Linked DNA regions of Homo sapiens: region 1 is linked to region 2. Evidence: read pairs that join two places in POLR2A ChIA-PET (ENCODE). Cell type or tissue: Caco-2. All regions are shown on one strand. Links, peaks and the distances in the headings refer to the core of each region. The heading gives the core; the rest is flanking DNA. Region 1 has its middle 22 kb from the start of CLDN3. Region 2 has its middle 4.6 kb from the start of ABHD11.

The links. Peaks named below come from ENCODE experiments on the same cell type or tissue, not always from the same donor. Only the 100,000 strongest peaks of a DNase experiment are listed, where the experiment ranks them.
Region 1: POLR2A ChIA-PET joins it to region 2 with 13 read pairs; 9 of 35 experiments call an interaction of 5 or more read pairs at or near these places.

Annotation. Positions count from the first base shown.
Region 1 is chr7:73,791,209-73,794,116 of GRCh38, forward strand. No RefSeq gene overlaps it. Among named protein-coding and RNA genes, the nearest start is that of CLDN3, 22 kb to the left of the region's middle. In Caco-2, for the core only: no CTCF peak of the experiment used is centred there; DNase peaks (open chromatin) are centred at 146, 1,623 and 2,593.
Region 2 is chr7:73,741,926-73,744,833 of GRCh38, forward strand. No RefSeq gene overlaps it. Among named protein-coding and RNA genes, the nearest start is that of ABHD11, 4.6 kb to the left of the region's middle. RefSeq lists enhancers at 214-748, 593-1,792, 749-1,282 and a silencer at 1,077-1,196. In Caco-2, for the core only: no CTCF peak of the experiment used is centred there; DNase peaks (open chromatin) are centred at 576 and 1,166; H3K4me3 peaks cover 959 bases.

The DNA of each region.
Region 1 (2,908 bases), core at 120-2,619, 49 kb after region 2:
GGAGGCGTGTGAACCAGAGCTCCATCTTTAACAGGAGCAGGGTAAAATGAGGCTGAGACCTACCATGCAGCATTCCCAGAGAGGAATTCTATGTCACAAGATGAGATGGGAGGTTAGCACAAGATACAGGTCATAAAGATCTTGCTGATAAAACAGGTTGCAGTGAAGGAGCTGGCTAAAACTCGCCAAAACCAAGATGGTGACGAGAGTGACCTCTGGTCGTCTTTACTGCTACGCTCCCATCAGCGCCATGACAGTTTACAAATGCCATGGCAATGTCAGGAAGTTACCCTATATGGTCTAAAAGGGGTAGGCATGAATATTCCACCCCTTGTTTAGCATATCATCAAAAAATAACCACAAAAATGGGCAACCAGCAGCCCTTGGGGCTGCTCTGTCTATGGAGTAGCCATTCTTTTATTCCTTTACTTTCTTTTTCCTTTTTTTTTTTTTTTTGAGGCAGAGTCTTGCTCAGTCGCCCAGGCTAGAGTGCAGTGGCGCAATCTCGGCTCACTGCAAGCTCCTCCTCCAGGGTTCACGCCATTCTCCTGCCTCAGCCTCCCGAGTAGCTGGGACCACAGGCGGCCGCCATCACACCCAGCTAATTTTTTGCATTTTTAGTAGAGAGGGGGTTTCACTGTGTTAGCCAGGATGGTCTGGATTCCCTGACCTCCTGATTCGCCCGCCTCGGCCTCCCAAAGTGCTGGGATTCCACGCGTGAGCCACCGCGCCCGGCCTATTCCTTTACTTTCTTAATCAACTTGCTTTCACTTTGCATTGCGGACTTGCCCTGAATTCTTTCTTGTGTGAGATCCGAGAACCCTCTCTTGGGTTCTGGACTGGGGCCCCTTTCCTGTAACAAGACCACGCCCACTTCTGTGACACTTGCACATCCCAGGTTGTGACCTGTATTTCTGACCCCCATAAATCTGGGGTTCCCATGACCCCCTCCTTGGTTTCAAGTAATTTGTTAGAGTGACTCACAGAACTCAAGGAAACACTTTACTTACATTTACCCATTTATTATAAAAGAGATATTACAGACCGGGCACAGTGGCTCGTGCCTGTAATCCCAGCACTTTGGAAGGCTGAGTTGGGAAGATCGCTTGAGCCAAGGAGTTTGAGACCAGCCTGGACAACATAGCCAGACCTCCTCTCTACAAATTAAAAAATATTTGTTTTCTACAAATAGAAAACACACCATTCCAGTGCATGGTGGCACACACCTGTAGTCTCAGCTACCAGAGAGGCTGAGGTAAGAGGATTGCTTGAGCCCAGGCGATTTAGGCTGCAGTGAGCCACGATCGTGCCACTCCCACTGCTTTCCAGCCAGAGCAACAGAGTGAGACTCCATTTCAAAAAAAAAAAGAGTATTACAAAGGATAGAGATGAAAGATGAACAGCCAGATGGAAGAGGTGCATATGGCGAAGTGTGGGCAGGGTGAGGAGGTTCCCTGCTCTTTCTGGTATGCCATCCTCCAAGCAGTTCCACAGGTTTTGCAACCGAGAAACTCCCAGAACCCTGTCCTTTGTGGGAATGGGGTGGGGGCTAGGAGGCTTCATTACATAGGCATGATTGATTGCATCACTGGCCAATGGCAATCAGCTCAGCCTTCAGCCTCTCCTCTCCCCAGAGGCTGAGGGGTGGGGCTGAGTGGTCCAACTCTCCAATCACAGCGTTGGTTCCCTTGGCAACCAGCCCCCATCCCGAGGCTATCCAGGAATCCACCAAGAGTCACCTCATCAGAACAAAAGATGATCCTACCACCCAGAAAATTCCCAGGGATTTAGGAACTTCTGTGTCAGGAACCGCGGGGGCAGAGACCAAATATTAGAACTAAAGATTCTCCCAGCACCCCTATCAATGAGGGTATTAGGAGCTCTGGCTCAAGAACTGGGGGCAGAGACCAAATCTATGTTGTTTACCATGTCACAGTGTCACACCCATTGCCTTTTACCTGGCTTATTGTACACATTTCAGTTACCCGTTCAGTTCCTGTAACCATCTGGGTTTGAGATCATTTGCTGGGCCTTTGCAGTTTGGTGTTTTGGCTCTGGGTCCCTTACTAGAAAAGAAGATGAGAAAAGGAAAAGAAAGGAATCCTGGCTGGGTACGGTGGCTCACACCTGTAATCCCAGCACTTTGGGAGGCCAAGGCAGGAGGATCGTTTGAGACCAGGAATTTGAGACCAGCATGGGCAACATAGCAAGACCCCAACTCTACAAAAACATTTTTTTTTTTCAAAAAAAGAAAGAAATCCAAGGGAACCTCAGTTTGGATTGGAGTGGGGGTAGGGACAGGGGTACTGCAGGTGAGAGGGGGCTAAAAGACCTCCATCCCCAGGCTCTGTGGGGTCATATGTTCTCATCAATCTCTTAAGTCTCCTTCCCAGGGTAATAGACACTGTTGACTTATAAGTTTATTTAAACGTGTAGGCCTTATCATATGCTTCATCCTAACAGCACAAAGTTAAACAAAGCAGCTTTCAAGGCCCAAGGAGAGAGAAGTTGATTTAAGATAGGGCCCTATCAGAGGTTACTCAACTGTTTCTGGCTCCGGCCTTATCACTGACAAAGGCCACGCTCCCTTGCCTGGGTGCGCCCTGAGCTCCAATGGAAAAGAGAAACTCCTTGAACAGACCTGTGGGTGTCAAGCAGCTGCCTTCTTCCCCAGCCAGCCCAGTGCCTGCTCTATGGGCTGTGACCACAGTGGCCATGGTAGCAGCGGGGGAGGCCACGCAGGGCTTCCTCTCACTGTGGCTGATGCCAGAGCCCACTGGCAGCAAAACAGTGTCAGTTCTTTTTTTTGTTGTTGTGAGATGGAGTCTTGCTCTGTCGCCCAGGCTGGAGTGCAGTGATGTGATCTCGGCTCATTGCAACCTCTGCTTCCCGAGTTCAAGCGATTCTC
Region 2 (2,908 bases), core at 191-2,690:
GTTTTTCTAGAGTTGGTGGGTGAAGGGCGTGGGGGTTGAAGATTCAGAACAATAGTATTTCAAAGGTGCTTTTTTTTGTTTGTTTGTTTTGAGAGAGTCTCTCTGTTGCCTATGCTGGAGTATAGTGGGACAATCTCAGCTCACTGCAACCTCTACCTCCCGGGTTCAAGCGATTCTCTTTTGCAGACTCCCAAGTAGCTGGGATTACATGTATGCGCCACCATGCCCGGCTAATTTTTGTATTTTTAGTAGAGACTGAGTTTCACCGTGTTGGGCAGGCTGATCTCAAACTCCTGACCTCAGGTGATCCTCCTGCCTCGACCTCCCAAAGTGCTGGGATTACAGGCATGAGCCACTGTGCCTGGCCTCAAAGGTGCTTTCAAATTGATCCCTGCCATACACCCCACCCTCCACCAGGTAATCTCAGCCTGGCCCAAGATCCCCACATCTAGGGGCAGAAGCAGCCTTGAGATATTTACTCAGAGTCCTGGGCCCCAGCCCTGATCAGGTGGCTGATGAAGGCAAGCAGAAAAACCAGTTGGTTTGATGTTTCCACTTGAACATTCCAGAGAAAGTGGTGGGGGCAGGGGAGGGGTCGTTGCTACCTGGGAATGGATCTGGGGGTGGTGTCATCCTGGGGGCTGCCCAGCCCTCTCAGCTTGTTAGGAACAGGCCAGGAAGCGTGCTGTTGGTTGGCGAAGGCCTCCTTCTAGGGGAGGCCAGAGGGGAGGACTTCCGGAGCCCCTGACATGTGGAGGTGAAGGTGGGAGGTGAAATGGACTATCGCTCTTTGGAGGTCGAGTGTACACTGCCCCATCCGTGTTCCCAGGCTTCCTGTGAAGTGGGAGGGTGCCGTCCTTATTCTGCTGATGAGGAAAGAGAGGCTTGGACGGCGAAGTAACCCAGCTCCAGGTCACTCAGCCAGTGCACAGCCCGGATTGTTTCCTTCACTGACTCCTAACGCAGTGCTCCGTGTATTTCATCACCACCCTTCAGGCCGTGGGGACCAAGGGCCGAAGGGGTGCGGCCTGAGGCGGCCGGGACACTGCGCCTAGGTGGCGCGGTGGCATTGAATGGGTTAAGGAGGGGAGGTGGCGGGTGTCCCTTAACTGCACCTGGCCCAGTATCGGTCACGTGGCCAGGGTTTCACCTGCCCCGCTGAGCAGGGACAATCAGGCTGCTTGTTTTGTGGCCGGTCGCCATGGTGACAGCAGCTTGCCAGGGGCGGTCATGGGGCAAATTCCTGCTGGCCAGCCGGGTGGGGCAGGAGTGTCAGCTGTGCTGGCACCAGTCGGGGCTTCCCGAAAGACCCCTGGAGCTTTCCCGTGGGGCTGTCCCTGGGGGGCCCCTATGTGACTCCGCTCGAAACCTCCTCCCATCTCAACCCCCACATCAGCCCAGCTTCTCTCCTCCCAGATTTTGAACCTGAGTTGATGTATTAAGCAGCCGGGATTTTCATATACGTTATTGTGTTTAATCCTCACACAGCAACCTTTCCCATGTGGGAATGGTAATCCCTGCAGGTCTGCTGCCGGCTGCGCCTCCCCTACTACTCACCCAACACTTTGAGAACACTGGCTCCTTCCTGCCTTGCTTCAACAAGCCCAGATCCATTAGAGCCTCTCACTGCACGCCAAGCACCTTCCTAGACGCAGCCGTGAACAAAACAACAAATTAATCTCACAACAAAGGATTATGTCCGAGTATTTATTTTCTTCGGAACAGGTTAGGTTGGCCCCAGTCATCCAGAGAAGGTGGGGACGGTACAGGATCAGGCCAGGGCTCTGGTATCCAGAACATCTCCACAAGCTCTCTCTGCCACCTCCCTGCCTCACCCGCACCTGCTGCCCACCAAGCCTTCCCACGGATTGTCCACAGATTCCCACCAGCCCCACAGATTCTCCTGCTTCCAGTCATTGCTCCCTCTGCTCCCTAACCTCCAACAGGCCCTGCTGACAGTAACAGTTGTCAATTTTTTTTTTTGAGATGGAGTCTCGCTCTGTCACCCAGGCTGGAGTGCAGTGGCACGATCTTGGCTCACTGCAACCTCCACCTCCCAGGTTCAAGCGATTCTCCTGCCTTAGTCTTCAGAGTAGCTGGGATTACCGGCACGCACCACCACGCCCAGCTATTTTTGTATTTTTAGTAGAGACAGGGTTTCACCGTATTGGCCAGGCTGGTCTCGAACTCCTGACCTCAGGTGATCCACCCGCCTCGGACTCCCAAAGTGCTGGGATTACAGGCATGAGCCACTGTGCCCCACTGGTTGTCAACTATTTTTTTCTGCCTCCTGATTCTGTGGAAGACCCAGTGTCTCCCAGGAACAGTCTCATCACATGTACAGATTCTTTCTTTTTTCTTTTTTATTGAGACAGGGTCTGGCTGTTGTTGCCCAGGCTGGTCTCAAACTCCTGGGCTCAAATGATCCTCCTGCCTCGGCCTCTCTAAGTGCTGGGATTACAGATGTGATTCTTAAAGTGGCAGGGTGAGGACACCTTCCTTTTTGGAATGAATGGAGGATGGTGAGAGAGTCTGTGTATTTTGACACCCAGCAACCTCTACCCCACTTGCCTGCAGGATACAGCTCAGTCTCCTCTGTCTGCATTTTGGTGTCTTTATTTTATTTATTTATTTATTTATATATTTATTTATTTATTTTTATTATTATTTTATGAGGCAGAGTCTCGCTCTGTCCCCCAGGCTGGAGTGCAGTGGCGCGATCTCAGCTCACTGCAAGCTCCGCCTCCTGGGTTCACACCATTCTCCTGCCTCAACCTCCCGAGTAGCTGGGACTACAGGTGCTCACCACCATGCCTGGCTAATTTTTTTGTATTTTTAGTAGAGACGGGGTTTCACCATGTTAGCCAGGATGGTTTCGATCTCCTGACCTTGTGATCCGCCCGCCTCG